Linked DNA regions of Homo sapiens: region 2 is linked to region 1. Evidence: chromatin loops called from intact Hi-C (ENCODE). Cell type or tissue: GM12878. All regions are shown on one strand.

What was found. Peaks named below come from ENCODE experiments on the same cell type or tissue, not always from the same donor. Only the 100,000 strongest peaks of a DNase experiment are listed, where the experiment ranks them.
Region 2: a loop joins it to region 1, with 2.3 times the contacts of the local background. A loop is called at or near these places in 10 of 110 quality-filtered maps.

What each region holds. Positions count from the first base shown.
Region 1 is chr17:10,629,921-10,632,420 of GRCh38, reverse strand. MYH3 (myosin heavy chain 3) reads left to right here. Exons shown (of 41, transcript NM_002470.4): 35 at 405-608; 36 at 685-810; 37 at 1,963-2,133; 38 at 2,225-2,329; 39 at 2,484-2,500. It overlaps LOC124903927 (a long non-coding RNA gene), which reads right to left and starts at 1,789. Exons shown (of 3, transcript XR_007065620.1): 1 at 1,753-1,789; 2 at 657-840. In GM12878, a CTCF peak has its summit at 1,180 (motif pointing left); no DNase peak of the experiment used is centred here.
Region 2 is chr17:10,736,194-10,738,693 of GRCh38, reverse strand. All of the region lies in intron 1 of TMEM220-AS1 (TMEM220 antisense RNA 1), which reads right to left. Among named protein-coding and RNA genes, the nearest start is that of TMEM220, 7.4 kb to the right of the region's middle. In GM12878, a CTCF peak has its summit at 1,411 (motif pointing left); no DNase peak of the experiment used is centred here.

The DNA of each region.
Region 1 (2,500 bases):
TAGGCTGGGCACAGTGGTGCACGCCTGTAGTCCCAGCGCTCTGGGAGACTGAGGCAAGAGGCTCACTTGAGCCCAGGAGTTTGATACCAGCCTGGGCAATATAGCAAAACCTTATCTCTACAAAAAAAATAAAAATTAGCTAGGCATGGTGGCACAAGCCTGTGGTCTCAGCTACTTGGGAGGCTGAGATGGGAGGATTGCTTTCCAGGAGGCAGAGGTTACAGTGAGCTGAGATCACGCAACTGCACACCAGCTTGGGTGACAGAACAAGACCCTGTCTCAAAACAAACAAAACAAAACAAAACAAAAACAAACAAACAAACAAACAAAACTCAGAGATGCAGATGAGGCTCGTGGTCCTAACGCCTCAACTTCAAATAGAATGTTCGTTTTTCTCTGGCTAGGATACGCAGCTCCACCTGGATGATGCCCTCCGGGGCCAGGAGGACCTGAAGGAGCAGCTGGCGATTGTGGAGCGCAGAGCCAACCTGCTGCAGGCCGAGGTGGAGGAGCTGCGGGCTACTCTGGAGCAGACGGAGAGGGCCCGGAAACTGGCGGAACAGGAGCTCCTGGACTCCAACGAGAGGGTGCAGCTGCTGCATACCCAGGTGAGGGGAGGGAGAGGAAGAGAGGCGAGGTTCCAGCCTCATACGCACCTGGTTAACAGCCCTCCTCTTGCCCTAGAACACCAGCCTCATCCACACCAAGAAGAAGCTGGAGACAGACCTCATGCAGCTCCAGAGTGAGGTAGAAGATGCCAGCAGGGATGCAAGGAACGCTGAGGAGAAGGCCAAGAAGGCCATCACGGACGTAAGGCGTCTCCTTCCTGCTGCCCTCGGGCTGCCGGGATTGCATTGCATTAAAGCCCTCACATAGTTAGACAGGTGCGGTCTCCCCCAGCCACACCTGGTGCACATTCTGCTCCCCGAGGGCTCCCATCTCCGCTCAAACTCCCCTGTTCCCTCCTGCACTTTAGAAGAAGGGCATAAGAAAAAAAGGCAGGAAGGGATTATATCCTAGTAGTTCTGCCTGTGGAGAGGTGTGCATGTCTTTCCTTCAACATCTGACTTATTCCAAATATGAAAACAAGAACCTGAGGTGTTAATATCCCACACATTTTTCCCTTCCTGGGTCTCCGAGGCTTTCTCCCGGCGGCCCACCGCGCTAATGGCGCCACCTGCTGCCTGGCGGGAGAACTTTACCTCGAAGCGATTTTGTTGTTCCTGTACAGCCTTAATTCTCCAGAGGCCTTCCCTTAATCTCACTATCCCCAAATCTATGAGGCTGAGTATCAAGTCAGACTACTCTAAGTCTCAAGCTCCTTTGAAAATATATATTGGTGGTAATGAAAAAAGAATTTCCCTGGGGCAGGGGAGAGTTTCAAAGGAGGCCAGCTTAAGAAAGGGAAGAAACTGTTTCCCAGCCTGTCGCTAAAGTTCTCATTGCCTCATTGATTAGGTTATTTTATCTACTGGGTGTAGCTCTGGCCCTCTTCCAGGGTGGCAGAGTGTGCTTCATCACAGTCTCACCCGTTGTCCTTTTTCTTTCTTTCTTTCTTCCCCCACCCCCGAGATGGAGTTTCACTCTTATTGACCAGGCTGGAGTGCAATGGCGAGATCTCGGCTCACTGCAACCTCCTCCTCCTGGGTTCAAGCAACTCTCCTGCCTCAGCCTCCGGAGTAGCTGGGAATACGGGCATCTGCCACCACGCCCAGCTAATTTTTTGTATTTTTAGTAGAGATGGGCTTTCACCATGTTGAGCAGGCTGGTCTTGAACTCCTGACCTCAGGTGATCCACCCGCCTTGGCCTCCCAAAGTGCTGGGATTACAGACGTGAGCCACCGCGCCTGGCCTGTCCTTTTTCTTTAGCATGGTCTCTGGTCCTCCGAGGTCCCCAGGTTTTGACAGTTCCAAGGCACTGGAGCTTCCTCTGCATCCTAGCAAGTCCCATGTGCTTTTCAGGCTGCCATGATGGCGGAGGAGCTGAAGAAGGAGCAGGACACCAGCGCCCACCTTGAGCGGATGAAGAAGAACCTGGAACAGACGGTGAAGGACCTGCAGCATCGTCTAGATGAGGCCGAGCAGCTGGCGCTGAAGGGCGGGAAGAAGCAGATCCAGAAACTGGAGACCAGGGTGTGTGCAGGAGGAACCCCGCCTGCGCTGAGCTTTCCAGCCTCCCAATCACGCTGCAGCCCCAGACTAATTTCCCCACCCTCTCCCCCAGATCCGAGAGCTGGAGTTTGAACTTGAGGGAGAGCAGAAGAAGAACACAGAGTCTGTTAAGGGCCTGAGGAAGTATGAGCGGAGGGTCAAGGAGCTGACGTACCAGGTAAGTGGAACGCAAACGCCATGATCGTGTCCTCTGTGACGTGCAGATTCTCCATCAAACCACAGGAAGAAACACTTTGGCCCAGAAAGCTGCCCATGCCGTGTGCAAATCTGCCCCCTCCTCTCCAGTGACATTCCCACTTTCTCATTCTTAGAGTGAAGAGGACAGGAA
Region 2 (2,500 bases), 110 kb before region 1:
GGTTGGTGGCCGGTGAGGCCTCTCTTCCCGGCTTATAAATGCCCTCTTCTCCCTGTGTCCTCACATGGCCTTTCCTCTGTGTGGGCCAGGAGAGAGCCAGCTCTGGAGCCTCTTCCTCTTCCTGTAAGGATACCAGCCCTGTGGGATTAGGGCCCGACCCTTACTCCCTCATTGGCCTTCATTATCTCCTTAAAGGCCCTATCTCCAAATACTCAACTTATGAACTAGGGAGTGCAGGGGGAGCACAAGTCAGTCCATAACAGGGTGGGAAGCCAGTTAGGAGGTTAATGTGTTCAAAGAGGGGAAATGCTGATCGCTGGGACCAGGTGTCAGCAATAAAAATGGGGGACTACTGAGCAGAAAAGTTCACCAGAATCAGTGGTGGACTGAGAGAGGAGGAAAGATGAGGTGTCAGGAATAACTTCCAGGTTTCTACAATGATCATGGTGGCTCCCATAAAGAGATGTCTACATCCTAACCCCTGGGACCTGTGAATGGGACCTTATTTGGCAAAAGGGTCTTTGCAAACATTACATTGAGGATCTCAAGATGAGACATCCTGCATTGTCCAAGTGGGTCCTGAATCTGATGATACATTGCCTTATAAAAGAAGAGCAGAAGGACAGACACAGAGAAGGTAACGTGAAGAGATTGGAGTCATGTGGCCACAAGGAGCCACTGGAAGCTGTCAAAGCAAGAAAGGACTTTACCCCAGAGCCCTCAGAGGGAGTGCAGTCCTGCTGACACTTTGACTTTGGGTACCTGGCCTACAGAACTGTGAAAGAATAAATTCCCCTACTTTTAAGGCAAGCTGGTGATAATTTGCTAAGGCAGCCCTAAGCAACTGATAACAAGGAGCACTTGAATGGGTGAGAGAGGGAAACCGGAGGGGCTCAGGTCTTGTGGGATAGGAGGGTGGGTATGAGTTTACACGTAAAAATTCAGAAATTGTGGTGGCTTTCAGATATCAGGAGGTGAAAGGGCCGTAGCTGGGCTTACAGTAAATACTCATCAATTCATAGTTGTTATCATCATTTACTTTTAGAGTACGCCTACATTAGAAGTGATTGCTCCTCTCAAGCATATCTGAATTTCCTGGAGTACTGGGGTGGCAGTTTCAAGCTCTGCCAGCACCACAGCAAAGCTTAGCTCTTTTCTTGCAACACCCTTGTTTGGGGATGAATATTTCCTGGTACAAAGTTCTATTTGAATCACTTCTCCGCCTATTGGTTAAGATCAAGTGTAAAGCTCTGTTTGCACTTCTTCACCTCCAGCTGATGCCAACCTCGTACCCACCCAGAAGTCTACATCACAGGCTTCCTGGGAGAGCCAAGGGGAGGCACAGCCCACTCTTCCCTCCTCCCCTCCTTCGTTCCATGCCCGCACGACTCCATTCCCAGCAGAAGTCCGCCATCTTGTGGACACATACAATTCCAACAGCCCAGGCCAAAATCAGAAAGTCAAGATCAGAGAGAAGATGGCTTCAAAGTCACTCAACTTCTCTTCCTACCTCCAAATACAGCTTCATCTAATTGGCTCTAAAAGTCAAGGGCATGAGTGGAGAATCTTCCTGGTCTTTAAAATAGCTAAGACATAAGAAGAATGGCATCAAAGGAGGACCTCAAACATCACCCCTTCAGCCTTTGGAGAATTGAGCCCCTGGTCTACAGATGACCCCTTCCACCCTCTCCAGTTCATGGAAACAGGGTAGCTGTTGAGTTAAATGCTCCACTCTCATGGGAGAGAGAGCCCACTTCACTCACTCCCTTCATAAACCTGCAGAAGGCCTCACCATGAGCTTGAAGAAGTCTAATTTCTGACTCACTTATTGCTTAACCAGGGTACTTAAAAGCTAGTGTATGCCTTTGTTTCTCTATCCATAAAATGGGGATGATAGTACTATCTACCTAATAGATCTGTTGTGGGCACAAGACGAGTTAATATATATGAAGTGATTAGAATACTGCCTAACTCAGTAAATTCAAGACGCTACCTATTACATCCCCCACCACCAAACCCAATATTCCTACAACATTTCATTGTATCCCCACTCACCTTGGATATTGTTTATATCCAGGTATGTCAGGTGCTACTGGAGAGAAGAAAAAATTAACAGGTTATAGTCCTTACCTTCTGAAATTTGTGGCATAGTCTAGGAGCATGAACAACACACATACACACAGAACAATTATTGCGAGATTAAAACTAAGAATTTCCAGCCAAGTGCGGTGGCTCACGCCTGTAATCCCAGCACTTTGGGAGGCCGAGGTGGGCGGATCACCTAAGGTTAGGAGTTCAAGACCAGCTTGACCAACATGGAGAAACCCCATCTCTATTAAAAATACAAAAAAATTAGCTGGGTGTGGTGGCGCATGCCTGTAATCCCAGCTTCTCGGGAGGCTGAGGCAGGAGAATCGCTTGAACCCAGGAGGTGGAGGTTGCAGTGAGCCAAGATCCTGCCATTGCATTCCAGGCTGGACAGCAAGAGCGAAACTCTGTC